Regions from separate parts of the Homo sapiens genome. Here region 1 is linked to region 2. A link is an interaction called in ENCODE POLR2A ChIA-PET data of the cell type or tissue named here. Cell type or tissue: A673. All regions are shown on one strand. Each heading gives the region's core, and the rest is flanking DNA. Links, peaks and the distances in the headings are about the cores only.

What was found. Peaks named below come from ENCODE experiments on the same cell type or tissue, not always from the same donor. Only the 100,000 strongest peaks of a DNase experiment are listed, where the experiment ranks them.
Region 1: POLR2A ChIA-PET joins it to region 2 with 7 read pairs; 1 of 35 experiments calls an interaction of 5 or more read pairs at or near these places.

Annotation. Positions count from the first base shown.
Region 1 is chrX:19,101,449-19,117,838 of GRCh38, forward strand. The region is part of intron 1 of ADGRG2 (adhesion G protein-coupled receptor G2); the gene reads right to left. Among named protein-coding and RNA genes, the nearest start is that of ADGRG2, 13 kb to the right of the region's middle. RefSeq lists an enhancer at 5,545-6,174. In A673, for the core only: a CTCF peak has its summit at 4,627 (motif pointing right); a DNase peak (open chromatin) is centred at 4,663; H3K27ac peaks cover 693 bases.
Region 2 is chrX:19,175,309-19,191,698 of GRCh38, forward strand. No RefSeq gene overlaps it. Among named protein-coding and RNA genes, the nearest start is that of ADGRG2, 61 kb to the left of the region's middle. In A673, for the core only: no CTCF peak of the experiment used is centred there; a DNase peak (open chromatin) is centred at 8,673; H3K27ac peaks cover 4,043 bases.

The sequences.
Region 1 (16,390 bases), core at 3,102-11,101, 76 kb before region 2:
CCAGCACTTTGGGAGGCCGAGGTGGGCGAATCACTTGAGTCTAGGAGTTCGAGACCAGTCTGGGCAACATGGTGAAACTCTTTCTCTACAAAAAATACAAAAATTAGCCGACCCTAGTGGTGTGCACCTGTAGTCTCAGCTACTTGGGAGGCTGAGATGGGAGGATCATTTGAGCCTAGGAGGCCAAGGCTGCAGTGAGCTGGGATGGAGCTACTGCACTCCAGCCTGGGCCATAGAGTGAGACGCAATCTCAAAAAAAAAAAGAAATGTATGAGAAAGATAAACAACAGTTTCAGGATAGTGCTTACCTTTATGCACTTTTGAAAACTGATGCAGGGCCAAAGTTAAGCACCTCCAGCTGTTACCCCATTAATGGTACAGGTTCAAAGGGGATGGAATTCCACATGCAGCACATACTGAACCAGCAGTGACCCACCCTCAACAGGTCCCCAAGAGCAAAGGCCATACAGGAGTCAGACCCACGTGCCTGATTTCCTGACCCAGTGTTCTGATTGCCTGAGCTAATTATCCACAAGCAGCTGTTCCCAGCAATAACAAGCCATAAGAAGTGGCTCGCTTTACTTCAGGTACCATTTGGATGTTAGTAGGGGAGGAAGATGAAGTATTGCGGTGAAAATATTGCCGGGTGTGGTGGCTCACACCTGTAATCCCAGCACTTTGGGAGGCCAAGGCAGGCAGATCACTTGAGCCCAGGAGTTCAAGACCAAAGTGCTGGGATTACAGGTGTGAGCCACCACGCCCGGCCTGGACTCCCTCTTTAAAAGGCAATGTCTTTCACATCACTCATAGATGCAAAAAAGCAAGATGAAGGACTCATTTCTCTTATTTTAAGGGGTATTTTGCAGGAACTGATATGAACATAACTCTGAGGACTAGGACAGGCCTTGGCAAAGTTAACAAGCCCACCTCACTTGAAGAAAATCAATTTCCTCTTTAGTACTCTTTGTGTCTTCTAGGTGGGGGCCATTCCCAACTTGTAGGTGCCCAGTGACCTCATACTTTTTCACTGGCTCTCAGGAGAAGGCCTCGCATGGAGGCCCATCGACCAGGTTCTGTGCTCATTTAAATTATAACACTTTAAACCAAGGAAATGAATCTCTAATTGTGGAATTTCAGATTTCAGCCAGATCAACAGATGAGATACTGGTGGGGGTGGGGAGATGGGGGTGGAGTCATGCACAGTTATTGCTGTGGACTTGTGTGTCCCTCCTGCCAAATTCATATTTTGAAGCCCTAACCCCCAGGGTAACCTGTCTCTCCCTCTCCCTCTCCCTCCCCGCTTCCCCCACCTCTCTCTGCCAACTGAGGACACAGTGAGAAGGCAGCTGTCTATAAACCCAGAAGAGGGAACTCACCAGAACCTGACCATGCCAGCATCTTGATCTTGGACTTCTCGGCCTCCAGAATTAAGAGAAATAAATTTCTGTTGTTTAGACCACTCAATCTATGGTATTTTGTTCTGGCAGCCCAAGTTGACTAAGAAAGTTACAGGGTAGTGTCAGAGGCATTTGAGCCAGAGTGACTCCATCTTGAATAGGGACTGGGTAAAATAAGGCTGAGACCTGTTGGGCTGCATTCACAGGAGGTTAGGCATTCTTAGTCACAGGATGAGACAGGAGGTCGGCACAAGATACAGGTCACAAAGACCCTGCTGATAAAACAGGATGCGGTAAAGAGGCCAGCCAAAATGCACCAAAAACCAAGATGACGACAAAAATGACCTCTGGTTGTCCTCACTGCTCATTATACGCTAATTATAATGCATTAGCATGCTAAAAACACTCCCACCAGCGCCATGACGGTTTACAAATGCCATGGCAACATCAGGAAGTTACCCTTTACAGTGTAAAAAGGGGAGGAACTCTCAGTTCCGGGAATTCCCTGCCCCATCCCAGAAAACTCACGAATAATCCACCTCTTGTTTAGCATATAATCAAGAAATAACTCTAAGTATTCTCAGTCGAGCAGCCCATGCCACTGCTCTGCCTACGGAGCAAACATTCTTTATTCCTTTACTTTCTTAATAAACTTGATTTCACTTTACTCTATGGACTTGCTCCTAATTCTTTCTTGTATGAGGTCCAAGAACCCTCTTTTGGGGTCTGGATCGGGACCTCTTTTAGTAACAGTAGCAGTCACCTAGCCATCCACCCTTATTGTTTTAATAGATGTTTTAACATTAAAGCTAGCCCTGTTGATACCACGTGTACTCTCAAAATACCAAATCCAAAGGACTAAGTGTCTAATTAGGACCCCCAAGATGCCCAAACAGAGAAACAGGAGTCTGGCCTGGGGGCAGCACAGCCTGGCAGAGGTATGCAAAACTGTGAGACATCCAGGACAGTGTGCCCAGTGAGGCCACCCTCCCAAACATCTCTGCCTGCTGTGGGTTCCAAAGATGAGACAAACCATAGAATGGGGAATTTCAAATACAAGGTCTTGAGGGGAAAAGGCTGGGTCCTATCACACGTCTGAACATATAGAGGGGCCCAGGCAGCCCTAAAATCCCCTAAAATGCACTAAGAGGCATAGATTGTGCCAAGGTTCAGATCCACTTCAGTCTGGGGAAGAAGGCAGGAGGAGGAGAAAGCTGAGGACATGGCTAAGAGGAGCAGTGACCATCGATGCAAAGCTTCGGAAACGGATGTAGGTAGGCCCTTGAAACTGAGTGTCAGGGGCTCTGTTCTGTAAAGGTCTGAGAAGGACTCCTCATCCCAAGAGGCTATGCAGAGAACCCACCACAGAGAAACTCAGTGAGGGAGGCCTGTGGAAGGGAGTTGGCTGCAGCCAGGATGTGGTTTGTAGGAGCCCCCGGGATGTGATCAAGCTTCTGAGGCAGAACTCAGAGATACACCCTCTGGGTACAGGTCAAAAAGACCTGAACTAGCTTGACTGGGGTGTCCAGAAAATCAACTCTGTTGACCAGATCCCAAAACAGCCCGGGAACAGAGAAGCATTCTCTCCATTATCAGGCTTATTTCCAGCCATCTGACTGTTTGGTGTCACGCAGACAAAATATCTAGATACTGGTGAGATGCCCCTCAGAAGAAACCCCATGGGGCTCCCCCTTTTTTTATAATAGGATTTTATTAAAATTAACAAAAGGAATTCCTGACTGTTGACCAGTTTTGCCTTAGTTGGGTTCCTTCAGAAGGTAACTCTGCTGGGTGTGGTGGCTCATGCCTGTAATCCCAACATTTTGGGAGACCAAGGTGGGTGGATCACTTGAGTGAGGCCAGGAGTTGAAGACCAGCCTGGTCAACATGGTGAAACCCCGTCTCTACTAAAAATACAAAAATTAGCTGGGGGTGGTGGCGGGTGCCTGTAGTCCCAGCTACTTGGGAGGCTGAGGGAGCAGAATCGCTTGAACCCGAGAGGTGGAGGTTGCAGTGAGCCAAGATCACACCACTGCACTCTCGTCTAGGTGATAGAGCGAGACTCTGTCTCAAAAAAAAAAAAAAAAAAAAAAAAAGTAACTCCAAGGCTGGGCGTGGTGGCTCATGCCTGTAATCCCAGCACATTAGGAGGCCGAAGTAGGCAGATTGCTTGAGGCCAGGAGTTCGAGACCAGCCTGGCCAACATAGTGAAACCCCGTCTCTACTAAAAATACAAAAATTATGTGTTTTGTATTTCTTCTTCCTTCTTTCTTTTTCTGCTGCTGCTGCTTCTTCGAGATGGAGTCTTCCCATATTGCCTAGGCTGGTCTTGAACTCCTGGGCTCAAGCAATCCTTCTGCCTCAGCCTGAGTGTTATTCTCTTTGACTCATCCATGAAAGTGGATCCAATGTGTCTATGTATATTTTTTAAATTAAACTTTTATTGTAGTACAAATTATACACAAGGCCATCAGCAGTAGAAAGGATAAACCATGGTAGTCATGCAGTGGAATATTATTTGGCAGTGACAATCATCCAACTATAATTAGTTGCTATTTAGGCCATGTTAAATAGGCCTTTGCAGGGACATGGATGAAGCTGGAAACCATCATTCTCAGCAAACTAACACAAGAACAGAAAACCAAACACCACATGTTCTCACTCATAAGTGGGAGTTGAACAATGAGAACACATGGACACAGGGAGGGGAACATCACACACGGGGGCCTGTAGGGGGATGGGCGGCTAGGGGAGGAAAAGCACTAGAAGAAATACCTAATGTAGGTGATGAGTTGATGGGTGCAGCAAACCACCACGGCACGTGTATACCTATGTAACAAACCTGCACGTTCTGCACATGTACCCCAGAACTTAAAGTATAATAAAAAAAATTTTTTTAAATACAAAAATTAGCTGAAATACCCCGTCTCTACTAAAAATACAAAAATTAGCATGGTGGCGTGCACCTGTAATTCCAGCTACTGGGTTGGGAGAATCACTTGAACCTGGGAGGCGGAGGTTGCAGTGAGCCAAGATCGCACCACTGCACTCCAGTCTAAGCGACAGAGCGAGACTCTGTCTCAAAAAAAAAAAAAAAAAAAAAAAGAAGAAGAAGAAGAAGGTAACTCTTTGGCACATATTCGAGATAAGTAGTTTATCTGGGCTGTGACCCCAGGAAACACAGATAGAATGGACACGTGAGTTGGGGCAGGAAGGCAGCCAATAGATGGCGTTATCAAGCCAGTCACCACTGGGGGCAATGGGAGTTTAGTCCTTCTGGGGAATTCTGGGAGCCAGTGTAGAACACCGGTCTGAATTATCCCACTTGAGGGTATGGATCCACTGACTTGCATCAGGCATTGGTTGAAGGCTGCTCCTGGGGTGGGGTGGGAGCTGTTAATTCCCTGGCACTTCCAACCTGCAGCATGGATGTGTAAAGAGGGCCCCCACAGAGAAATGTGCAGCTCGTGGCTGGAAGGTGACTGGTGTGTACTATAATGGTGGGGCCAGGGATGTTGAAACAGACACCTAGTTGCTCTGGAATGAATGAGGAAGTGTGCGATAGTGAAGCCAGGAGAAAAAAGAGTGGCTTAATGCCTGCCCCACCCCACTCCTTTCTCCATGTCAGTATCTGGGATAGTGTGTGTTTGTGTGTGTGTGTGTGTGTGTTTCGGTTTGGCGTGTGTTTGAGGTTAGTGGTTTTTCTTCAGGTGTTATGAGATATTTGAGGAGAGTCCAGGTGAGGGAGATTTGAAAGAAGTTGCTATTCCAGGTTAAAAAAAGAGCACTGCGGCTGGGTGCAGTGGCTCACGCCTGTAATCCCAGCACTTTGGGAGGCCGAGGTGGGCAGATCGCTTGAGGCCAGGAGTTCGAGACCAGCCTGGGCAACATGGTGAAACCCCGTCTCTACTAAAAATACAAAAATTAGCTGGGCGGTGGTGGCGGGCACCTACAATCCCAGCTACTCGGGAGGCTGAGGCATGAGAATCACTTGAACCCGGGAGGTGGAGGTTGCAGTGAGCCGAGATCATGCCACTGCACTCCAGCCTGGGTGACAGAGTGAGACTCTGTCTCAAAAAAAAAAGAAGAGCCCTGGGCTTTGTCTGCTGCTTTAATGCAGGCTACACACAACCTGGTTCTGCCGGCAGTGCTGAGAGGACAAGCCCAGAGGGGTACTTGGGAGAGCTGTTTATCATCCATCAGTGGGCAACGGGCAAATGCTCCATATAATCCCCAGGAACATGGAGGCAGCTATGTTCTAAAGCTTCGCTACTCAAAGTGCAGCTCCCCCGCCCCAACAGCAGCATCACCTCACCTAGGAGCTGCAATGCAGAAATCTCTGGCCAGTCCCAAACCTGCTGAATCCGCATATGCATTTTAACAAGATCCCCAGGCAATCGTTTTGCATGTTGGCATTTGAAAGGCACTGCTGTGCATGACACTATCTGCTAATCGTTTTCCCTGCCTAAAAATTTGTCTCCCACCAAAATCAAATGGAATGTATTTGCTTCATTTCAGACAATATTTGCTCTATCCAGTTGGTCAAATGACCAGATTAGCTGAGAGGAGACAGAGAAAAATACTACTGTCAACCAATACACCACAAAATAAAGCATAATTTAGTTTTTTAACCCTCCTTCTTTCTTCCTTTCTTTGTCCTTTTTACTTTTCCTTGGCAAGACTAGGAATCAGTGCTGAATAAGCCTGTACCATTCTAAAGCTATTCGGGTGGTAAACCTTTACCTCTATATCTGCAAAACACATTCAGCAGTTCCAGGAGTTTTGTTTTTTGTTTTTTTTTTTTTTTTCATTTCAAAAGAAATACAGCTGGGGGTGGGGATGGTGGGGGCAGGCAGGAAAAGAAAAAGCAAGCTAAAATTCTTAAGATATTTTAAAATGATGATATGATATAGGTAGTTGGTAAAGGAAAAAATCAGCATAGAAACCAATTATTAGAAAAAAATTAAAGTATAGGCTGGGCGCGGTGGCTCACGTCTGTAATCCCAGCACTTTGGGAGGCTGAGGCGGGCGGATCACAAAGTCAGGAGATCGAGACCATCCTGGCTAACACGGTGAAACCCAGTCTCTACTAAAAATACAAAAAATTAGCCAGGTGTGGTGGCACGCACCTGTAGTCCCAGCTACTCAGGAGGCTGAGGTAGGAGAATCGCTCCGGGAGGTGACACAAGGTTGCAGTGAGCCGAGATCGCGCCACTGCACTCCAGCACTCCAGCCTGGGTGACAGTGAGACTCCGTCTCAAAAAAAAAAAAAAAAAGAAAAAAGAAAATTAAAGTGTAAAAACAACTAATGCTAGAACTTAATAAAAAAAGTTACAGAAAGCCAGGTGCGGTGGCTCATGCCTGTAATCCCAGCAGTTTAGGAAGCTGAGGCGGGCAGGTTGCTTGAGGAGTTCAAGAAAAAAAAAAAGTTACAGAAAGAAAGTCTCATCATTGTCTATGGATACAGATGTGTGAGTTATGTCCAAAGGTGGCTACTAATCCTAATTGCATTCAGAGGAGAAAATAATTGACAGTAACCATAAAAACTATTAATAATCTATTTAAAGCATTCTTTTAGGTATTTACCTGGTAGTAATGCACATATATGTTCACTACAAGATAGGCAAGAGAATCACCCACAGCACCACTCATAAAAGCCAAAACTGCTGGAAACCAAACAAAGGCCATCAGCAGTAGAAAGGATAAACCATGGTAATCATGCAACGGAATATTATTCGGCAGTGACAATCACCCAACTATAACCACATGCAACGATATGGAGGAAATTCACAAACAATACTGAGCAGAAGTCAGGTAGCCTGTCTGGTACCACATATAGGAAATTTAAGAACAGGCACAATATGTGGCATTTGAGGGAGAACAGTAGTCACCCTTGGGGGGCAGTGAGTGAAAGGAGGCAAGAGGAGGGCTTCTAAAGGCTGCTTGTGTGGGATTCTTGATCTGGGGGCTGGTGACAGGGATATGCACAGTTTGTGAAAATTCATTGAGCTGTACATTTGTAATGTGTATAATTTGTACTTCAATAAAAGTTTAATTTAAAAAATATATGTAGACACATTGGATCCACTTTTATGGATAAGTCAAAGAGAGTAACACTCAGGCTGAGGCAGAAGGATCACTTGAGCCCAGGAGTTCAAGACCAGCCTGGGCAATATAGGGAGACCCCATCTCAAAAAAGAAGAAGAAGAAGAAAGAAGAAGGAAGAAGAAGAACGCTCTAAATATGTCCATGAAATACTACTTGACACACTTGCCTGCTTTCATAAGGATGGCTGCTTGAAATGATGAATCGTGATGAACAGGTGATCAATATCACAAGCTGAGTAATGGCGCCCAGCTCTTGACTCATGTATGAACTGTGAATACAATAAGCATTTGGCCCAGTTTAAAAAAAAATCCTACTGGGTCAAGGGTGATGGTTTCTCCAAATACCCCAAAAACATGTGGTATATTTCTGTCAAAAAGCGAATCATCTGCTGACAAAATCATTAGTCGTGTTCATTGGTACAGATTTTTTCCTGGAAGCTTTAAAATCCACTACAAGAGCTTTCCCAAAAATCACACCAATCTTCAAATAATACCTCAAAGGGAAACCACTTCAGTATACATCTTCCCAATCTTCCTCACTCTCTCCCCACATATTCAAGTCATGAATTTTAGACCAGTACAAAGTACTAAACATTTTTTGGTGCCCTTTTCTCAGATTTCAATAACACACACGGCTTATCACTTGTGTTATACCAGAGCTAACGTTGAAATGGGCACAGGAAATGATACTATTAACAAAGGCAGAGAAGAATGCCACTTCCTTTGCTATCCCCTTCTTCCCACCTAAAAATCCACGTGATCCTCCCAAATGAAGTGTTTCAAAAATTTACACGACAGAATCCCAAGATAAAACATGTCGATTTTGTGGAATCTGAGAACCAGTCTTGTAGTTAGGAGGGCCAGGAAAGTCCCACACTGAAAAATGTGACACTAATGATCCCTGGAATTCTATCACTGTTTTTTTCTTGGTAAAATGTAATTCCCCTTTGTCTAGAAACCCTAATAATCAGGATCCTAACACAGAAATATGAATCTCTTTATCAGATGATTGTCTTCACTGGAAACTTCTAGACTAGCCCCAGACACAAGAATGTACTCTTGGGGAAAGACAACAAGAGGACATTTAGTGAGTATCTTCCATGTGCTGAGAATCATGCATGAAGGATTAAATGTATCATTTATTCATCAAATATTTATTAAACACCAAAATTGAATACTACATGCCAAATACTATTCTAGGCACTGGGGGTAAAGATGTGGACCCTGCTCACATTCTAGTGTGAGGAGGGTGGAAGGAGGAGAAGAGAACAATAAATGTACAAATCAACAAGGAAATTAACAGATAATAAATACAGCATTGAGAATTAGAGTAAGGTGAGATGATATAGAAGGTAACCTGGTGGCTATTTTGGATCAGGTCATCAAAGAGGAGATATTTAAACTGAGATCTGAATGATGAGGAACCAGCAATAAGAAGATAAAGGAGGGACCAGGCGCGGTGGCTCATGCCTGTAATCCCAGCACTTTGGGAGGCTGAGGCGGGTGGATCCCTTGAGGCCAGGAGTTTGAGACCAGCCTGGCCAACATGGCAAAACCCCATCTTCTCTACTAAAAATACAAAAATTAGCCGGGTGTGGTTGCATGCACCTATAATCCCAGCTACTCAGGAGGCTGAGGCACAAGAATCACTTGAACCCGGGAGACAGGGGTCGCAGTGAGCCAAGATTGCGCCACTGCACTCCAACCTAGGTGACAGGGAGAGACTCTATCTCAAAAAAAAACAAAAAACAAACAAAAAAAAAAAACAAAAAAACAGAAGATAAAGTAGAGGACAGAAAGAACATTCCAGGCAGAACAGTTAGTATAAAAGACTAAAATGAGGTTAATGTGCTGGAAGAATCAATAAAGAAGCACAGTCAGCAAGAGAGATAGAAGAGGGGCAGGGACTAGAACATGGCAGACTTCCATAGTCCAGTAGGGAATGACACAATCCAACTAATGCTTTTAAGAAGATACTCTAGCTGCCATGTGGATATTGGATTCTAGGAGGCCACTACAATCATCCAAGAAAGAGACGGAGAAGGATGGAAGTATAGTGGAATAGTAGGAGTAGAGAGAAGTGGGAAGACTTGGGATACGGTTTAGAAGCCAAATTGACAAGATTTGTTGATGGGTTGGATGTGGGGCATGAAACTAGTAGGTGTGGAGCCTGAACGATGGAGTGAATGGTGATGTCATGGACTGAGATGGATTTCACAGGGAGAGAATCAGGTTTTGCATGAGGGTGACAGGGAATCAGGATTTTGCTTTGGAAAATATTGAGTTTGAGATGCCTCTTAGAGATTCATGCAAATTATTAAGTCTTAAGTGTAGGAAAGGTCACAACTGGAGATACTGGCATCTAGATGGAATGGAAAGCCATAGGAATGAATGGGCTCATCCCAGGAGAGTAGGTAGAAAGAGAAGAACAGTTCCCAGTGCCTTGGAGGGACATCAACCTTCATAGGTAGAAGAGAGGATGAGGAGACTTAGAATGAGCTACCAGAAAGATAGGAAAACCAAGAGAGCGTAGGATACTGGAGGCCACAACAAGAAAGTGGTCAAAGAAGGAGGGAATGACTGTCAAATGCTGCCGCCAAGTAAAACATGGTAAGTAAAGAAGTGATGGCTGTATTTGCCAATGTGGATATACTGAGGACTGACAATGTGGTGTGATAAAATATGAGCATCCTTTTAAGAAGATCTTCTGAGAAGGAGTGACTAGAAATGGGGGTGGGGAATGAGTGGAGGAGAATATGGAATTGATGAAGATATTAGACATTAGAGCAGGATTGTAAGCTGATGGGAATGATCTAGAACAGGGAGAGAGGAGTTCATTAGGCAGAAAAGAGAGAAGGAAACAATGCATAATTAAGTCCTTTACAATTTGTGCACTAAAATAATTAAGTATAGTAATGAATTGCAGACCTATTTTGAAAATATGAATTATTTGATACCAAAAATAAATAGATGAATCAATCAATAAATAGGGGAGAAGGAAGGGCTCTGGACCAAATGTGGAGGGAATACTAGAGTCGAAAATTATTATTTTCAACCATATTAAAGAATAGATCATACAAAAATCATCACTGGATGCTAAATCTAAAGGGAATTATTATTATTATTATTATTATTTTCAGACAGGGTCTTGCTCTGTCACCCAGGCTGGAGTGCAGTGGTCCGATAATGGTTCATTGCAACCTCGATCTCCTGGGTTCAAGTGATCCTAATACCTCAGCCTCCCAAGTAGCTGGGGCCACTGGCACATACCACCATGCCTGGCTAATTTTTTAATTTTCTTTGTAGAGACGGGGTCTTACTATGTTGCCCAGGCTGGTCTGGAACTCCTGGGCTCAACTGATCCTCCAAGTAAGCCTCCCAAAGTACTGGGATTACAGGCGTGAGCCACCACACCTGGCCCTAGAGGGAAATTTTGAGCAGGATATTTGTGTCTTCCCACAGACTGTGGATTTGGAAAGAAAAACCAATAACTACACAGTGGAGAAATTAGACAATGCCCTGGCCAAGTGATCAAAATTAACATCACCAATGAGGAAGAGATGGACATTATGAGCCTCCAAAATAAGATACCCTGAGAAGGATATAATGTCATCCACGCAGTGTTCAGGCTAAAAATGCATAACCTGAGTCCAATCACAAGAGACATCAGACAAACCAGACATGATTAATGTTCTATTAAAAAAAAAAAAAAAAGGCCGGGTAAGGTGGCTCACACCTGTCTGTAATCCCAGCACTCAGCACTTTGGGAGGCCAAGGCAGGTGGATCACGAGGTCAAGAGATCGAGACCATCCTGGCCAACATGGTAAAACCCCGTCTCTACTAAAAATACAAAAATTAGCTGGGTGTGGTGGCTTGTGCCTGTAATCCCAGCTACTCGGGTGGTTGAGGCAGAAGAATTGCTTGAACCCGGGAGATGGAGGTTGCAGTGAGCCGAGATCGCGCCACTGCACTCCAGCCTGGCGACAGGGTGAGACTCTGTCTCAAACACAAAACAACAACAACAAAAAAAAAACCAAAAAAAAAAAAAAAATCAACGTTACAAAGGACAAAGAAAGGCAATAGAAGTGTTCCAGACTAAAAGAGACTAAGAGACATGACAACTAGATGCAACAACTCTAAACCTGCCGGTGCGGTGGCTCACGCCTGTAATCTCAGCACTTTGAGAGGCTGAGGCGGGCAGATCACCTGAGGTCAGGAGTTTGAGACCAGCCTGGCCAACATGGCAAAACCCCATGTCTACTAAAAATACAAAAATTAGCTGGGAGTGGTGGTACGTGCCTGTAGTCCCAGCTACTCGGGAAGCTGAGGCAGGAGAATCACTTGAACCTGGGAGGCAGAGGTTGCAGTGAGCCGAGATTGTGCCACCGCACTCCAGCCTATCTCAATCAATCAATCAATCAATGCAACAACCCTAAACTGGATCCTGTACTAGAAGGAAAAAAATGCTGTAAAGGATGTTATCAGGTCTATTGTCAAAATTGGAATACAAACGGCAGATTAGATAACAGTATCTTATCAAAACATTTACTGAGATTGATAACAGCGCTGTGATTATTTGAGAGAATATTCTTATACTTAGGAAATCCCTACTGAAGGATTTAGGAGTTAAAGTTCTTGCTGCATGAAATTTATCTTCAAATGGTTCAGGAAAATCCTAGGTACACGAGCAAGAGTGTAAATGATAAAGCAAACAGGATAAAATGCTAACAACAGAGGAATCTGGATTAAGGGCATGGGGTGTTCTTTGTACTTTTTAAAAAAAATGTTCAGCTCATTTGTAAAGTTTAAAATTATTTCCAAATAAAACGTTAAGGCCGGGTGCGGTGGCTCACGCCTGTAATCCCAGCACTTTGGGAGACTGAGGCAGGCGGATCACCGGAGGCCAGGAATTCGAGACCAACCTGGCCAGCATGGCGCAACCCCATCTCTACTGAAAATACAAAGAAAAATAGCCAGGCGTGGTGATGGGCACCTGTGGTCCCAGCTACTCAGGAGGCTGAGGCAGGAGAATCACCTGAACCCGGGAGGCAGAGGTTGCAGTGAGCCGAGATTGCACCACTGCACTCCAGCCTGGGCGACGGGGCAAGAATCTGTCTCAAAAAAAAAAAAAAAAAAGTAAAAAAAAAAAAAGTCCCTGAGAAGACAAAGAGGATGAGGGACCCAGAGCCCAGAAAAGCAGCCAGTTTTTGATCCATTAGGGGCATTTCAGTCACAGCTTCACAGTGGCACTGGGGAACACTTTATTTGCACAAATATGGGCCTGTTGGGGGTCCAGGTAGTGGGTTATGAGGAGGCTCCTGTTGAATGAGCCAGAATCAGCAACTGATCTAGGAGGGGCAGAGGAAATAAAAGGTGTCAAACAACTGTTTTGGAGAATGGAAAAACAAACCCACTAGGCAAGCATGGTAGGACTGCAGGCCATGTTGAAGGTCCATTTGAGGTTTATTAAGGTCAGGAACAAGACCTGGACATCGGTATTGATTTATCAAGCTCCCCCAGTGATTCCAGTGGGCAGCGGGCTTTCAGAACCACTGTGCCACGGCAGGGTTTCTCAACCTTGGCACTATTAATGCTTGGGCCGGATCACTGTTTGTTGGGGTGAGGGTGCTGTGCTGTGCACTGTAGGATGTTTACCAGCATCCTCGACCTCTCCCCACTAGGCGCCAGTAGCACCTCCAAACCCTGCCAGTCATGACAACTAAAAATGTCTCTTGACATTGTCAAATGTCCCCTGGGAGGCAAAAATCACCTCCAGTTGAGAACCACTATGCTAAGCCATAAACGTGACAGGCTTACAAAGGTCAGGAATTGTGCGCACTCCTTGCTCTAGCTAGGAGCTTGTGATGAAGAACACAGGCTCTGAAATCAGATGGTCTGTATTCAAACCCCGGACCTACTGCTTACCTTCTGTATGACCTTAGACAAGTAACTTAACTTCTCTGTACCTCAGTTTCCTCATCTGTAAAATGATGAGAATTGTACCTGCTTCAAGAGGTTGGGAGGATTAAATGAGTTAATAGATGTAAAGCAATAAGGGTAGTAACTGCTCAGTAAATATTAGCTATCATTATTATTACGAGAGTGTCAGAAATATAGTGGATACCAGGTGAGTGTGTATTGGTTAATGAACTGCTTACATTAAAATACTCCACGCTTAACCTAAAGAAATTTCCACACTAACATTGGAACAGAAAGGCAGGGCACATTATACTTCTCTTAGGACAAGTGTCAGATTTTATCTATATTCTAGGCTCATTCATTCGGTCATTTGACACGTGGATAAAGCACCTACTACGTCCCACTGTTCTAAGTCCTGACAACACAATGATGAGCAAACTACACAAAGTCCCTGCCTTCCTGGAACTTATATTCCAGGAAGGAAAAGAAGACGCAGCATCAGTAAACAAATAACTAAATAACATAATTGCAGGTAACAGTGATATAAAGAAAACAAAAGTGGGATAAGGGAATGGACCCTTCCTGTGGTAAGTGGGGAGTACGGTTTTAGAATGAGGGTTAGAGAAGACTCAGATGAAACAAAGAAACTATCTGGTGAAATGGTGTTCTGGGCAGGTAGCACAGCAAACGCTTGGCTTGGGTGAGGAACATAAGCACGGAGGAGGCTGTGTTTGGAGAAGTTGAGAATAGGGAGTAAAGGAGGTACCAGTGAGGCCCTAGGGATTGATTGTAAGTGTGGTAGGAGGCGGCGCGGTGGCTCCCGCCTATAATCCCAGCACTTTGGGAGGCCGAGGCAGGAGGATCACTTGAGGCTAGGAGTTCAACAGACTGGCCAACACGGTGAAACCCTATCCCTACTAAAAATACAAAAATTAGCTGGGTGTGGTTGCATGAGCCCAGGAGTTTGCGGCTGCAGTGAGCTATGATCACACCACTGCACTCCAGCCTGGGCTACAGACTGAGACCCCATCTCGTCTAAGAAAAAAAAAAGTGCAGGCCGGGTGCAGTGGCTCATGCTTGTAGTCTCAGCACTTTGGGAGACTGAGGCAGGAAGCCTGCTTGAATCCAGGAGTTCGAGACCAGCCTGGGCAACACAGGGAGACCCCGTCACTACAAAAACTTTTTAAAAATTAGCCAGGCATGGTGGGGCAAGCCTGTAGTGCCTCCAGCTGCTCAGGAGGTTGAGGTGGGAGGATCGCTTAAGCACCGAAGGTTGAGGCTGCAGTGAGCCATGATCATGACACTGCACTCCAGTCTGGGCAAAAGAACGAGATCCTGTCTCAAGAGAAAAAAAAAGTCCGGGCGCAGTGGCTCATGCCTGTAATCCCAGCACTATAGGAGGCCGAGGTGGGTGGATCAACTGAGGTCAAGAGCTCGAGAAAAGCCTGATCAATATGGTAAAACCCCGACTCTACTAAAAATATAAAAATTAGCCAGGCATGGAGGTGTGAAACTGTAGTCCCAGCTACTAGGGAGGCTGAGGCAGGAGAATTTCTTGAACCCATGAGACAGAGGTTACAGTGAGCCAAGATCGCGCCACTGCAGTCCAGCCTCAGCAACAGAGATTCCGTCTCAAAAAAAAAAAAAAAAAAAAAAAAAGTGTGGGAAGAGGTCATTAGAGGAGTTTGAGTCATGGACTTATAAGACTGCATGTATTGGCTATTCTGTGGGGTCAAAAGTAGACACTGAAAGACTGGTTTAGAGGCTACACAGTAATTCAAGAGAGAAATAGGTAGTTACACTGATCTCAGAGCATAATAAATGAACTTACTTTGCATCATAGCAGGATCTGATATAAAATGAATCGGTTCTGGACATAATCCAGCAGTTTGGGGACTTAGAAACTAAATGAGCAGTTTTACAAAACAATGTTTTTCAAACTGTGGGTCAAAAAATCAAATGAAAGGGTAGTCAAATCAATTTGGAAAATCATGATCATCAGTTTAAAATGAAATAGAACAGATGAAAGATAATTGAAAATATCAATACATTGCACACAGGAGAAAGACAAAGACTTTGTGAGAGTTTGTTTCCATTATATACAAGTATGTTTGGACTGAGCTGAAATATAAAATGTGGCCAGGCGTGATGGCTCACGCCCGTAATCCCAACACTTTGGGAGACCGAGGCGGGTGGATCATGAGGTCAGGAGTTCAAGACCAACCTGGCCAAGATGGTGAAACCTCGTCTCTACTAAAAATACAAAAAAAAAATTAGTCGGGTGTGGTGGCGGGCACCTGCAATCTCAGCTACTCGGGAGGCTGAGGCAGAGAACTGCTTGAACCTGGGAGGCAGAGGCTGCAGTGAGCTGAGATTGCGCCACTGCACTCCAGCCTGGGCAACAGAGTGAGACTCTGTCTCAAAAAAAAAAATTAAAAAATTAAAAAAAAGAAAGAAAAAAAGAAATATAAAATGTACTTATTGTGAATGGTGGGCAAAAAAAGTTTGAACACTAGAAAAAGCTACCTTGTTTATACATGAGTAGGTTATAAACTGTCTCTTGATTCTCTTTCTTCCTCAGTACACCCAGCATTCCCCCAAATAAGAACATTATTAAAAAAACCTCCAAAGGTAGGTTCTTCATCATCTAAATAAAATGAATTACCAGGCGCAGTGGCTCATGCCTGTAATCTCAGCACTTTGGGAGGCCGAGCCGGGTAGATCACTTGAGGTCAGGAGTTCGAGACCAGCCTGGCCAATATGGCAAAACCCCGTCTCTACTAAAAATACAAAAATTAGCCAGGTGTGGTGGTGCGCCGCCATAGTCCCAGCTACTCAGGAGGCTGAGGCAGGAGAATCACCTGAACCCAGGAGGCGGAGGTTGCAGTGAGCCGAGATTACTACCACTGCTCTCCAGCCTAGTTGACAGAGCAGGACTCTATCTAAATAAAATAAAATAAAATGAA
Region 2 (16,390 bases), core at 4,902-12,901:
CCGGAGTCATCCTTCCTTCCCTCTCCCCTCTCCTTGCCCGTGATGTCTAATTGGCCACAATCCCTTTAAGGCAGACTACTGTTATGCACCATCTTTAATAAAGTCAAGGTGTAGAAGGTGCTCCTCGCTTTGTCCCCAACATTCTTTTTGCTCTTTTTGGGCTCAGCCCACTTCCTGAAACTTTGTTGACTTCATTCCTGCCCCCCTGGCTTGCAAAGACCTCAGTCTCCCTGGCTCACCTCAGAGTGTTTGCTACAGCCTCAGAGTTGCATTTATTCTCAGGATCCTTCCACTTTTGCTAGGATTCCAAATCATTTAGGGTCCAGTTCACTTGTAAGTTACACAAATCCAAAATAACTGGGCCTTAAATAAGATAGAAGTATATTCATTTCTTATGTTTAAAAAAAAAATGTCCAAAGGAAGTCAGTCCAGGGCTGGTGTGGTCCCCTGGAGGGACTCAGTTTCTGCTTCTAATGGGGAACCCAAACTTGGACAATAGAGTAAAAATACACTTGGGGCATTTGATTCAAAATAAGAATTCCCCTGAGCACAGTTCTCTGACAACTTGGGTAAATGTCAGGTGTCCATAAATCTGTGGAGGGCAGAAGCCCTTGGAAAGTTTTCTTTTTTCCTTTTTTTTTTTTGAGACAAAGTCTGTCTCTGTCACCCAGGCTGGACTGCAGTGGCGCAGTCTCGGCTCACTGCAACCTCCGCCTCCTGGGTTGAATTGATTCTCTTGCCTCAGCCTCCTGAGTAGCTGGGATTACAAGTGTGTGCCACCATGCCCGGCTATTTTTTTTTTAATTTATTTTTAGTAGACATGGGGTTTCACCATGTTGGTCAGGCTGGTCTCGAACCCTTGGCCTCACATAAACCCTAGGAAGGTTTTCAAGAAATTACTTGTCCTCCAGGTGGAACTATGACATGACGCTGCTGTGCAGCAGTCTAGAAGAAGCTAGAAGAAGCCTAGAAGAAGGTGGGAATCAGACAATGTGAGGCTGGAGGACTTTTTCCTCCTGGGGTTCCCTAGGACACTCCTGCCCACAGTACCTCCCACCACCATCTGTCTCCCAACTTCTCAGCATCTTTCTTCTCCTCCTCCCTTCAGGCCTACTCACGGTGGAGCCCAGCGACCAGCTCACAGGCTTCCCCACCATCTTACCCCACCCTGGCTCCTCAAGGTCCCAAACTCACCTACCACTGGAGGGAGGTGTCCCTGGGCAGCCAGAGCCCTAAGAATAATCTGGAAACACCTGAGGTGTTACGAGTTGAAACTAGCTTGTTGAGTTAACCCCTCCCAGGGGATATTTGCATCTTAACTGGGAACAATCATGAACCAGTGTTTTTTGACCACATGGCTCTTGAAGAAAGTGACAATTATCTGAACCCTAGGACACATAGATGAGGCCACTCGTGGCTCTAGGCTACTAGTGCAGGATTCTGGCCATTCAGAGCCCCACCCTCTGCCTTAGGTCCCACTGGTAGCTCCAAGGGCTGAGGGGGGGTCATTATCTCAGCCACACTTTTAACACGCCCACCCCCCCCCGCCCCACCCCCAGCACACTGGCAGGAAAACCACCTTCCATTGTTGAGGGAGGGATGTGTGAATAAGCTGCCCAGAGGGCCGAGGCAAGATTGAGAATTAGTGCCTTGAAACTGAAAAAATGTGCTTTTAAAACTTTTACTTGGGAAAATTTCCAGAACGGCACAAAAGTAGAGAAGGCAAGTAACCCCTTCATACCCACCATTCAGATTCAACAACAACTCATACATTGCTGTTCTTGTTTTTTTCAGGTATCCATCCCCCAACACAAATCTCAAAATGTCAGTTGTCATGTCATTTCACTGCAATAGGCATCTGAGGGAGGAAGGGAGAGAGGGAGAGAGGGAGGGAGGGAGGGAGGGAAGAAGGAAGGAAGGAAGGAAGGAAGGAAGGAAGGAAGGAAGGAAGGAAGGAAGGAAGGAAGGAAGGAAAAAGAGTTTTCTTTGTAACCACAATGCTATCTTCACAATTAACAAAACTAACAATTTACAAATGTCATCCATCACTCAGTCCATATTTAAATTTCTAGACAATTGGGAACACAGAGGAACACTTTTTAAACGGTGTGATACTCTTCATGCAATCAGAGCAGATGTGTGTAGGAATAAATGAGGACTGGAGGGCTTGTACTCAAATCCTCTCAGAACATCCAGTTGACCCAAACTAGAATGGAGTCTTGCTAAGCTGAAAAAGCAAATTATCTCCTTATACTTAATCAGTGCAATAAAAAGGAAAAATGTGCATTTCAGTTTCGCCCTGTGCTTGTAATCTCAGGATTTCAAAGGTACTGGAGGGTCATGTTCACCCCCTTCAAAGGGCACATATTGGTCTCCCTGTGAAACAATGTGAATAAAAGAGTCCCTGTACATTCGAAGGGGGAACATTACAGTGCCCACTTGTCGTTACTTACATCAAAGGCTCAGAAAAAAAAAATGATGAGGATTTGTACATTTGTCCATGAGCCAGGAATTGTCCATTAACTTTCTAAATGATTCGGTCACAGTCTACTGAATTTGGAAGAACTGCCAAGGATGAAATAGCTTTTCCTGCTCAACTGGAACTAAAGGAAAGTGGCTTGAGACAGAGAGTGATAAATGAGAGAAAGATCAAAATCACCGCAACGCCTACAGCTTGCTTAGAAGAGACTTGGCTTTCATCTTATCTGGTAGAGCTCCTCCTTGCTTGAAAATGAGTGCATTCTAGTTACAGCTAACATTTTTGAGCTTTCACTCCAGCCCGGGCACTATTCTCAAGACCCTATATGCCTTAGCTCATTTAATCCACACAACCCTTTGAAGTAGGTATGATTATCATGCTCGCTTTTACAAATTAGGAAACTGAAATGCAGAGACATTAAGGTATAATTTGTCCAAGATTACAGAGCCAGTAATTGGAAGAGGCAGGGCTTGAACCCAGGGCATCTAGCTCTGGCCTGCACTCATAACCACTGTGTTATAGCATGTTGGGAGGAAACACTCTGATTTGTATATACATAGTCTCGTCTGATATTGCCTCCATTGTTTACCTTTATCTCGACGCTTTTGCCACTGTCTTCATTAATCTCTCCTTACCCACCTGTCTTTCTAAATGAAGCTGTGAGCTCCTTGAAAGCAAGGACTGCTATGTCCCCACAGTGCTTAGCAATAGCAGACGTTCATTAGCTGCACATCCAATGTAACAGGTCCAGGACTCAGGTGACACAAGTGAGGCACTGACCTCTGGTGCAAAATTGAAGGGGGCTCAAAAACACTTAGTCATCAATATCAATCATGTTTTAATGCATTTTTTTTGAGACAGGGTTTCACTCTTGTTGCCCAGGCTGGAGTAAAATGGTGCAATCTTGGTTCACTGCAACCTCCGCCACCCGGGTTCAAGTGATTCTCCTGCCTCAGCCTCCTGAGTAGCTGGGATTACAGGTGCGCGCCACCACGCCCAGGTAATTTTTGTATTTTTAGTAGAGACGGGGTTTCACCATGTTGGCCAGGTTGGTCTCAAACTCCTGACCTCAAAAGATCCACCCACCTCGGCCTCCCAAAGTGCTGGAATTACAAGCGTGAGCCACCATGCTCGGCCCAAACTTGGTATCTTAAAAATGGAATTTATGCTTTAGCTAAGAACGTCAAATGGCACAACTAAATGAAATCGGTGGGTAAAAAAATGGGAGTCAAAGGCTTTAGAGGTTGCTAACTAACACATTATCAGCTGCTTATATATAATATTGAAAACTGTGACTTTACTGCTACCATTTTAAAAGAATTCATAACTTATTCAAAAAACATTTAGTCAGTATGGACCATGGAGTCTTTCCCTTTTTAATTTTTTAATAGAACTGCCAATGGACCATAAAATGTCCCCAAAACCCTGGTAATCAAGTAATTTATTAGCCACCAGATAAACCAACATTAAATGAAATGGCCGTGTATTTTATTTTAAAAAATCAAAACAAAGCCTAGTCACTACTCTCAATGAATAATGAAAAAGACAAAGTAATCAAGTAATTTATTAGCCACCAGATAAACCAACATTAAATGAAATGGCCGTGTATTTTATTTTAAAAAATCAAAACAAAGCCTAGTCACTACTCTCAATGAATAATGAAAAAGACAAATAAACCAACACATTCAGTTAACAAACGTTAAAGTTATAAGAGACATCAGTTCTAGGAAACTCTTTACGCTGGCCTGAATCATTTGAGGTTGGTCCTGTTATTTCAAGCAGATTGGTACTGAGGTGACAGCCATTTACCAACACTCTTGAAAGGCCCTGCTAAGAGGACATCCTGCTAACAATGACTCATTCATTAAACTAACATTCACTGAGCACCTACCATGTACCCATGTTATGAATGGTCAGTGGCCTGAATGTGTCGCCCCAAATTTCAGATGTTGAAATCCTAACCTCCAAGATGATGGTATTAAAAAGTGGGGCCCTCGAGGAGGGATAAGGTCATGAGGGCAGAGGATTCATGAACTGGGATTCTGCCCTTATAAAAGGGACCCCAGAGAGAACCCTGCCCCTTATGCCATGTGAGGACACGGTAGGAAGGCACCGTCTGTGAAGCAGGGAGCAGGCCTTTGCCAGACACTGAATCTGCCAGCGCCTTGATCTTAGACTTCCCAGCCTTCAGCACTGTGAGAATTTCTGTTGTGTATAAGCCACCCAGTTAATGATATTTTGTGATAGTGGCCTGAACTGACTAAGACAGCCAGGTTGTGTGTTAGATGCTGGACACAGAGATGCAGAGGTTAGGTGCACAGAGATGCAAATAGTTAGGGCTCTACTTTTAAGTGGGGTGGGTGTGGGAGAAGGTCAGCAGGAAACAGTTATAAAACATTTAGAGATCTACCAGGAGGGATCCAGGGAAGGCTTCTCAGAGGGGCTAGGAGCATGCCAGGTTGAAGTTGTAGTGTTTGAAAGGACCCAATAGAAAGCCCTTCCCCACTTGAGACCTGAATCACTCATGGACAAAGACAAAGAAGTTGGCAGTTGGAGAACAAAATATCATCTTTATGACTGATAGGACTGGTATTAGAGAAGGTGGCTTCCACCTGCCAATGCTTACCCCCCAAATTAGACTGACCACCCACCCAGCATCCTTGAACCAGGGCAGACCTTGCCCACTGCAGGGGCAGAGCCTACCTCTGGAGCAGTGGAAAATGGTGACTCCTTGGGGGCAGCTTGTACCCAAAAAGGACAGGGTGCACAATACATGCCCACATGTTGTCTGTATGGTATGAATAGTGTGATATAAATGTGCATGTGTGTATAAGTAAACTTTAATCTAACTCCTAGAGGTAGTTAGCTAGAACTTGAAATACCTACTCAGAAATCCATATTCCAGAGATGTTGAAGTGCTGCAAATATTGTTATCTAAATCTATAACCAGAGAATTTGTTAATACGTATAATATGTATGTTATAAATACTTTTTATTGGTAAATGACTGGCGTTTGATCTATATCTATGTATATGTGTGTGTGCATATATATATAAGATATATCAGTCTAGAAAGATTTTGCAGGCCCAACTGCCTTTGCACAAACGAAGTATAAGGATCTGGCAAGCTGAGTCATCTAATATCTTTGGAGCAGTAGCCTGGTTTGAAATTCTCATGGGTCCTATGCCCGCCATGTCATGGAGGACTCAGCTGGAGACTTAACTATAGGATCGGCCAGTCCCATCATCAGAATTTTGTTGCACCCATCTTGGAGTGAACCCTTCCTGTAAGGTGCCTGTTGGAATGCACAAGGACAGAGAGTGGGACGCCCACGAGTTTATGAGACCATGTTTTTGTGCCTACTTGCTGACAAACAGACATTTGGTAGGATTTGTTCTAAGACTGGCTTTTGTTAGAACAGACCACCTAGTAGCTAGGTTGTCGGGTGGGGATGTATACTGCATCCTACTTTTCTCTGCTAGAGCTTACCCAAATGAAACACCACAGACTGACCACTGAAGAATGGCCGAATTGGACTGGGTCAACTCGCTGCAGCCTTTCCAAGCTCACTAATCAGTTGAGTCACTTCTCTCTAACCCCAGAGCCGGAGAGGGCAGGTGTGTTACACTTATCGCTGTCCGTTCACGGGAAAGGGGAAATCAGTAGCAGGGAATAAGAGATTCTCACAAACAGTGGATAAGCCAGTGTTCCAGGCAATAGGAACTGCATGTATGAAACCACAGAGGCCTGATGAGCACGTTCAGGGAATCATAAATCATTCAAGGCTCCTGGAGTATGAAGGGCAACAGGGGGAATGGTGGGTGATGAAAGCAGACATCAAGGCAGGGATCTGCCGCAAATCCATACAAATAATTTAAGAACCATGGAGCAGTTCTAAGTAGGAGGCAAACAGGATGGGATCTGCATATTAAGGACATCACTTTGCTGGCAGGGTGCAGCAGAGAGGGGCAGCAGCAAGACTAGAGGCAGGGATACCAAGAAAGTAAGCAAATGCCAAAAAGAGATGGGGAAATGGCCTGAACTGAAAGAGCAGAAGGGAGATGGTGAAGGAGGGAAGAACATGGATGCTATTTATTTATTTATTTATTTATTTATTTTTGAGCTAGGGTTTCACTCTGTCACCCAAGCTGGAGTGCAGTGGCTCAGTCTCCGCTCACTGCAATCTCTGCCTCCAGGGCTCAAGCGATCCTTGTGCCTCAGCCTCCCGAGTAGCTGGGACTACAGGCACGTGCCACTGCACCCAGCTAATTTTTGTGTTTTTTGTAGAGACGGGGTTTTGCCATGTTGTCCAGGCTGGTCTCGAACTCCTGATCTCAAGTGATCCACCTGCCTTGGCCTCCCAAAGTGCTGGGATTACAGGTGTGAACCACCAGACCCGGCCCATGAATTTAGAAAGGAGAATTGGAAAGATCTAATGATTGAGTACATATACAGGGTAAGGGAGAAAGGCATGTAGGGTCATCTTCATTTTTAAAGTCCATAAGTAGGCACAAGTCATAGAGAAGCATTCAATCTACACATATTTATTGAGCCACTAATGTCTAAATAATAGCAAATTTATAGCAGTAGCTAGAAATTGTAATGTATAAAAATGGTCAAACAAATGGAAATAGTAGATTGTATTTCCAAAGATGACTGCCACAAACACAAATTTCCAAGTGTGAAATCCTTCTCTCTGTTGTCTAGAGAGTGCCTAGAAGCCATGAATCCCTTAATATGTGTTCCTCATGTTCAACAGACGATTAACCTCTGCTTAGGTAGTGCCTGGCATGCAGTAGTCTCTCAATAAATACCTGCCGAATAAATGAGACGATAAATCTAGAAGAAGCATAGTGCCCTTGTATGTCAATTGTCTGTTGCTGTGTAGCAGATTACCCCAAAACTTAGCATCTTAAAGAATATCGATTATCTCACAGTTTCTGTGGGTGAAGAATCAGGGGACAGCTTGGCTGGGTGGTTCTGGCTCAAGGTCTCCCCCAAGGCTACCATCAAGGCATCAGCTGGGACTCCAGCCATCTCAGACAGACTTGACGAGGCTAGAGGCTCCCCTTCCAAGCATACTCATGTGGCTGTTGGCTGGAGGCCTCAGTTTCTTGTCTTGTGGGCCTCTCCAAAGGGCTGCTCACCCATGGCAGCTGGCTTGTCCCTGAGAAGATGATGATGATGATGATGATGATGATGATGATGATGATGAATGTGTGTGCGTAAACAAGAGAGAAAGAGAGAGCCATGCCACCCTGCCTTTTATAATCAATTTTCAAGTCACATGCCATCACTCGTGTCTTATTCTATTCATTAGAAACGAGTCACTACCAAAGGCCAGCCATCACTCTCGGGATAAAGGATCACACAATATCAGGAGGTGGGGATCATTGGGGACCAACCTGGAGGCCACCTACTGCACCTTGTGAATTGTTAATAGACGACATAAGTAGCAGCCCCCAAATGCTCTGACAAATGTGTTCTTTGCTGGTAAAGTGATTATAAATTATTTGTCAACCTTTCTCTCATAGTTTTGCAAACATGGTAACGCTATCACCTCTTTGCTCTTCAAATGCAAAAGGCACTCACTCCAGCAGGTAAATGGACGGTAATAACAACTACCTTTGCACTGCAAATAGTCCAGGTAGGTTTGGATGAATTGCTTGGAGGCTGTTTTCGTTTGTGTGTTTTGAAGCACAAGATTGTTCCTTGACTAAAAGGAAAAGTTTGGTCTGTTTTCCTCAACCCCATCTTCACCAACCCAGCAAAACAAGATACCAGGTCAAACATAAAAAAAGACCAATGGACTCTGATAGTCCATTTCATTTAAACCTTTGTTCTAAGATGACCTGTGATAAGACAAGCAAAATGTCTCTATAATCAGGAGTTTTCCCATGAAAGCGGTCAGTGTTTTCCAAAGATCAAAACGTGAATTTGCTTCAGGGAAGGAAAAAAATCATTTTATTGGTTAAAATGCTCACACTTTCTGTCTCATGAAAAATTTAAAGGAAAACTAAATGCTTTGTTTGTTAATGAACTTACTAAAGGGTGATTTGGGCTGTTAGCCAGAAGCAAAAACTGGTCTCCTAGGAGTATTTTCTAGTTGGTATGCCTTTATGGTCATTGGACGAGTTAGAGATTGCTGCCTATTTTTAGCCCATTATTTCTGCCGACTCAGGCAGCGCCTGCACGGCTCTTCATTCCATGGGGTGCGTCTCTTCATGCCTGTTCCAGATAAAAACCTCAGGGTAAGCAATTAAACCTTCCCTGGGAGCAAACAAAGAAAAGTGGAGAAAACAATTTTTCCCTTTTACAGGGCATTTGAATAAAGGAATCCCAATAGAGAAATGAAATTTGTCCACTTGGTATCAAATAAACTAAGAAAATTTCCCTAAATTAAGCTGTGGGTGTGAACATTTTCACACCGCCTTTCTCCCCAAACGGTTTTGCATGGTGCTGCCCAAGCTGACCCAGATGTTCGGCATCAGTCTTCCATGATGACGTCTTCGCCTTGGCTGGCGGGAGCTCAGTGTTTGCTCTAGCTGATTTTTCCTGAACTCTGTACCCCCAAGACCAAGTGCATCTTAGACCTTTACAGTTTTGTATCACCTTGGCAAACTCTGTGTGACTGGTAACCTTAGCCATAAAAAAGGCTTTTAAAACATTTGTTCCATAAAGTTTTTCCTTTGAAGTGTGCCTCTAGTTGGCATTTTGAATATCACGTAACAAACTCAGACTCGGCTTTTGTGCTCATGTTGGCCACGTGGCCATAGGGCCTATTAAGTTTTGACTCTGAGGCTGATTAATGGCTAGAAGCAAGTTTATCACCACCGATAGATCTTTGAGGAAAGGTAGCATTTCTCCTTTCATTAACCAGCTACCTTTTCTAGCAAATGTTTAAGTAACAATTTACGTTGGCGTCGACTAGTGCTTCTCCAACAGTAATGTGCAATGAATCCCAGACATCTTGTTAAAATGCAGATTCTGATTTAGTTAGGCCTGAGGTGGACACTGAAATGCTACCTTTCTGATGAGTTCCCAGATTATGCTGATGTTGCTAGTCCCAGACCAATTTTGAGTTTCAAGGCCCTAGAGCTCACCCAATAGTGATTAGAAGGCAAAAATTGATTTGCTTTCACAGAAATTTAGTCCTTGCTCTTAGATGAGAAACAACAGCTTCTCACCTAAAGAGATTCTCTCTCTGTCTCAGGGCAAACTTTTGAATATCCCTCTGGCTAATCAGCTCGAATAAAGAAAATAGAGTTTGAGCCACTGTTAATCTAATAGTTTAGCGTTTAGATCGATAAACACGTTCCTTGCTTCTAATAATTTATAGTAAGTAATGGAAATTGGGTGGACATTTTTAGTGGTTTGTCTTTTCTCTACAAAATGTCAGCACTTTAGCTGTGGCTTATTTACTTCGTTTGAAGTGACCTCAAATGCTGCTCAGGAAACACTCTACAAGCTACTTTAAGATAATTAATCACATTGAACTAGTGATTGGCTTTTAAAAGCCTTTCTAATGCCAGTACATTCTCAAGGACTTTTGGTGTCATTTCATCAACCTCCTCCCCTCTCCTTTCTCTCTCAACTGGCTCATGGCCTGCAGACCACAGAAAGCTTCCCAAACTCATTGATTAATACTAGTAATTGCAAGTAGCAAGATGGAGGAGCCCATTTCTTTAAGGATGCTTCATCTAGCTTCAAGAAGCAAACTGGCTAAAAGAGACTGCCAGTGGGGCACCAGCTGACAGAGAATTAGCAGCAGACTACAGAAAACCAACTCTGTTGGTTACTGGACAGCTGTCAGCAAACCTAGAAGACTGGCCACATTTAGTTCAACACACACGACTGAATTTAGCAGAACATGTTTGCTTTGGGGTCTTTTTTGTCACTTGGAGAATATGGGGTCTACCTGTGATTCGCACTGGACCTCTCTCTTGGATTGGATTGATTTGCCAAGGTCTTGTCAGAGTAGATACCCAGGACAGAAATAATGCAATTTCACAATTTCTATCTAAGTTGTTCCAATGTCTTGGGGGCCCTAGAACCTGTTTGTTTTCTAATAAGGTAGGGAGATTTACCTTAATTTTACAGAAAAAAAGAAGAAGCTACTTTTTGCTGCATTACCCTAGATAGAGAAGCCTCAGGAACCACACGGTCTGGGTTCAAATCCTAGCACTGTTTCATTACTAGCTATATGGCCTTCACATAAGGTGACTTAAGTCACATAACCTCAGTTTCTATATCTGAAAAATGGGGATAATAAAAGTACCTCCTCTATAGAGAGTTTGAAGGAATACCCCCCTGGCACAGAGGAAGTGCCCAATAAAAGCTACCTATTATTTGAATACCATTCAACACAATTAACTGCAAAATATCCAACATGGAGTATTGCAGCATAACCTACTATCAGTTTCTGTCTGTGTAATTCCAAAACAACAGATCAATTGTCTGCACCAAGTCAAGCCAATGGTTTGGTGATGTGATAAGGTAGCTGTACCTGCCCATCATCAGAGCATAGCAGATGTAATTGTTTCTACCCACCCTCCCAACCCATGAGGGCTTGAGTGAGAACATAAGTGATGAAAAATGCTTTGAGAAGTTGAATGTCCCACACCAAGAAACCCCACATACACAGTAATAATTACTATAAACTACACTAACATACTACAACCCTGAATTTTAGTTATAGTTTTGATTTTCTAAAAACCCCATGTGGCATAGGTCAACCCATATCCAAGTGTGTATTAGACCTACTGCCCTGAGGCCGGGCGCGGTGGCTCACACCTGTAATCCCAGCACTTTGGGAGGCTGAGGCAAGTGGATTGCCTGAATTCAGGAGTTAGAGACCAGCCTAGGCAACACAGTGAAACCCTGTCTCTACCTCTACTAAAATACAAAAAAATTAGCCGAGTGTGGCAGTGTGCACCTGTAGTCCCAGCTACTTGGGAGGCTGAGGCAGGAGAATTGCTTGAACCCGGGAGGTGGAGGTTGCAGTGACTGGAGATCACGCCACTGTACTCCAGCCTGGGTGACAGAGTGAGACTCCAGGAAAAAAAAAAAAAGAAGAAGAAGAAGAAAAGAAAAAAGAAAAAGATCTACTGCCCTGAATTAGGTGCTGTGGGAACTTTAAAGATGATGTAAGACAAAATTTCTGCTTTCGAAGGTTTGGCAATCTATGTTGGAGAGACCAAGTGACTGCAATTCACTAAGAGGACGGGGAGCAGTACAGATTCAGAGAGTCATGGGAGATTTTCTAAATGCCATCATAGGAATAAAATATCAATTGGTTTATCTCTATTTGAAACTCGGCTTTATATCTTAATGAATTCCAATTCACTCCTACAATGGCCAAAAATTGTGTGTGTGTATGTGTGTGCAAATTTGTTGCCCTAGTCTAGTTTAAAGCCACTATTTTTCCATTTTTCATTCATTCAGCAAATATTGATTGAGAGTATGTGTGCCAGGAATTGTGCTCTATTTATTCTAGTTACAATTGTATACACAAGCCTGGAGTCCTTCAGGCAGTCGTCTTTGCTAAAATGAACAAATAAGGGTAAAAACTTTCCACTCTTCAATTAGGCAAAATATCTATGTAGGCCAATTTTAAGGCGTAGGATTCGTTTTAGAAGCAGTCATTGAGACACTAGTGGAGAAATCCAAAATTTAAATATTCATAGATGTGTACCAAAACCAGAAATGGTTCTCAGTACCTTTACAGTAAAAGCAGAGAGCCTGTCGCCTGCCTGAATGTTCCAATGTCGTTCCATTGATACTTACGGTATTATTATAATATTAATGGTAACCTGATTGGTTACAATCAGACCCTCCCTTCAGGAATCCTGTAATAATATCCCAAGTTGCAGGATGCTGAGGGTAAAAAATCATTGTGCAACTACACAGATGGAGCCATTTTATGTCCAGCTACAGCACACAATCTTTGACACTACAATCTTGTCATGGGTAGTGACTATCTGGGGCCGGTGGCCTAGGTGATAAAGGAATTTACCAAGACAGTAGTAGGTAAAGAAAGGCAGATTTCTTAAAGAAGGTAAGAAAATATGTTGCAAGGCTGTAATGGGCAGCACAGCAGAGAAGGGGCTATCTGCAAAGAGGCAGGGGCTGGAGGGAAGTTTTATAGGGTCTTGCTGGAGGGGGCTACATGTGGAACAAGGTTGTACCCACAGGTTGTTTGTGATTAGCCATGTCTCAGGAAAATTATTCATTGTTCTTTCTCACCTGAGGCCCTCCTCCACCTGGGGCCCCTTCCTCATTGTTGCTTACTTATCAAGACTCCACAAATCTGTTTATGAATCAAGAAATGTTATAGCTTAAATCCCAGGGCTCTCCTGCCCCCAACAACTCTCTGAAAAATGCTGGAGAATATGTTGAGGCAAACAGGTTAGAAAAGCTCAAAATAGAAACAAATGCTTGATGAGCGTATCACAACTGTTGACACTTCAGCCCTGTGATAAGGTAGCTGTACCTGCCCATCATCAGAGGATGGCAGATGTAATTGTTTCTACCCATCCTCCCAACCCATGAGGGCTTGAGTGAAATGTAAGTGATGAGAAATCCTTTGAAAACTTGAATGTCCCACACCAAAAAATCCCACGTATACAGGGAAGATCAGTATCAGGGAAGGGAAGTCAGGGAAGATCTTGCTGTTTTTATAGGGAAATCTTTTCCCTTGAAATCACTTTGGAGAAAACATATTTTTTTTTTTTTTTGCCATTCGAAAAAAAATCTTTACTTATAAAATAGAATGAAAAAACTGAGCCCAAACACACAAAAGCCTTAAATTCATGCTTCTTATAATTTCCTACTGTAGTTCTGCTAGTTCTTAAATTTCATGATGCTCAAATTCTCCTTTTTGCATATCTTTTGTAGGTTTTCTCCCTCTCTGAGCAACGGTTGCCAGAGTCTTTTAGAATGACTTGTATTTGCTAATTGGATTAAAGGCCCGATAACGGCATAGATTTTTTTTTTTTTTGCAACATCCTGGTTAACATTCCTAATCTGGGCAACAGATGTTTCCACACCTTTTTGCATCTTGTGTTCAGTGATTAAGGTAAGGAACTCTTAGAATCTTCTAAATGATTCAAATTCATTTTCCACACAGTTGAAAGTGGCAAGTCATTAAGATAAAGGCTTTGAACCTCAAATGTTATAAACAGGAGGTGAAAGAAGGTGGAAAAGGGAGGGGAGTCTGTCCTCTTGTTCTTATTGTTTTCCCTATTTCTCTCAATTCTCAGAACCATCCTTCCATTTAATTTATTTATTGAAGCAGTTAATGCCTTTTATTATTCCATGCATATGGATAAAAAATATTAAAATGCACTTACTAAGTGGAAAAGGAAAGATATTTCCAACTTAGATGGTTACACCACTTTCATTACTGCGAGTTCATGCACCTAAAATACCTTAAAAAGGCAGGAAAAATTTTTTCCTGTCAGAAAAAGAATGTACTAAATTAAATACATGAATAAAACCCTCCCCGATTCCTCACAATAATTGTGTCTCAACTTGCTTTTCTTTCATTCAATGTTTATATATGTTTTGTAGGCCATTGGTGTTTGAGAAAATGGGAGGAAAATTGTTTGTTTGTTTATTTATTTATTTATTTATTTAGAGATGGAGTCTTGTTCTGTCACCCAGGCTAGAGTGCAGTGGCACGATCTCGGCTCACTGCAACCTCCACCTCCTGGGTTCAAGCAATTCTCCTGCCTCAGCTTCCCAAGTAGTTGGGACTATAACCTCCTGGGTTCAAGCGATTCTCCTGCCTCAGCCTCCCGAGTAACTGGGATTACAGGCATGTGCCACCACGCCTAGCTAATTTTTTGTATTTTTAGTAGAGACAGGGTTTCACTATGTTGGCCAGGCTGGTCTTGAACTCCTGACCTCAAGTGATCCACCGGCCTCAGCTTCCCAAAGTGCTGGGATTACAGGTGTGAGCCACCGTGCCCAGCCAAAATGATTATTTTAATATCAAAGTTGAGGTCTGAATGAAAAAATATGGTTTCTAATGTTCAAGTAGTGTTTTTTTTTAAAAAAGCACAAAAGTCTTGTTACAGCAGCACCCTAGTTGGACATGTTAACAAAATTAATTTTTTTAAAAAAGTTAAATACTACTAATAATGGGAAAAATCCTTTGGCTGTGTTTATTGGTGAGACTGATTAATCTGGCATTATAAAAACCTCACCTTTTCCACAACCAATATACTTGGAATCAAAGATGTGTGGGGCCTCTGTCTACATAGATTTGATACAAAAGCCTTGGTGTGCATAAAGAAATGGAGATTCTTGGGTCCTGCACACAGAGATTCCAATTTGATACATCTGAAGTTTGCCTGGGAATCTGCATTTTTAACCAACAGCCCTAGATGATTCTGACGTTGGTAGTTCAGAAACCATTCCTGGAGAAGCCTGATGCTGTAGCTCGACTTAAGATCTGCAACAATGCAACCCAGCCTGACATCCTTCAACAAAGATCCTCAGGGAGTTGACTTGAAAATGGTTTGATATCTTGAAATACATTCAGAATTATCCTCAATTATGACAGTTGTATTTTGCTAAACACCTTTGATCTTGTCACCAAACTCCTCTCGCAATTAGCGAATATGCAAGGACATGTCTGGTAATGCTTTACTAAGCACATTATGCGTTTGGCCAGAACTCTCTGGTTAGATAGTAGAGATGGGGTCACCTAACTCACCCAGTTTTGAAATTCAAATAAAGTGTTAGGATTCAAATAAAGGGTTCTTAGCCTACCACCATTATATATCAGAGTACTAATTGTCATTTAGAATAAATACTCATAAATGACATCTACATATATATTTTTTGAGACAGAGTCTCACTCTGTTGCCAGGCTGGAGTGCAGTGGAGTGATCTTGGCTCACTGCAACCTCCGCCTCCCAAGTTGAAGCAATTCTCCTGCCTCAGCTTCCCGAGTAGCTGGGACTACAGGCGCGCACCACCAGGCCCAACTAATTTTTGTATTTTTAGTAGAGACAGGGTTTCGCCATGTTGGCCAGGATGGTCTCGATCTCTTGACCTCGTGATCTGCCCGCCTCGGCCTCCCAAAGTGCTGGGATTACAGGCATGAGCCACTGCACCTGGCCGATATCTACATATTAAAAACACGTCAAAAGGCTAAAAGGAAGGGGTTGAAGACCCAGTTATTTTGACAATCAGTATATAGTATAGTCTGTTTTGCCAGACTTCACCAGGTATTGTTTCTGTTTCTCTTTCAAAATCAGTTTCGATGTATTCATGCAAGCGAGATTGGAGGCTTCTGGTGAATTCTAGAGTTCTGGATGGCCCCTGAGTCATTTGTCCCTCATCACAAACACTTGGAGGTGGCTACAAGAGAGAATGGCTTTTCTTCCTCTGTGTGAGTGGTAGAGCACCTCTACAAATGAGGCCAAACAAGCTCTCACAAATGAGGCAGATGGAGGAGCTCCTGTGGGAGCCGGCTATTTCCTTCCTCCATACTTACCCCTCTTTTCTGCTCTGTTGCCACCCTGGAGAAAGGAAGGGCAATGTGGCAGGAGACATTATATACTCACAGTTCTTCCACTTATTCCCTTCACTGTGCCAGGGCTTCACTGGGAGAGCATGCTTCCTTCTCTGTCCCATTGACTTTAAGCTTGGCCATAAGACTTGCTCTGAAAGTGGGAGGAAATGATAATGAATAAGTTCTGGGTTAAATTGCATTTGTTTGTTTGTTTGGAGGCAAGGTCTTACTCTGTTACCCAGGCTGGAATGCAGTGGCACGATCATAGCTCACTGCAGCTTCAAACTCCTGGGCTCAAGCCATCCTCCTGTCTTAGCCTTCGGAGTAGCTGGGACTACAGGCATGCACCACCATGTCTGGCTTATATATTTTTTTTAATTGTTTTT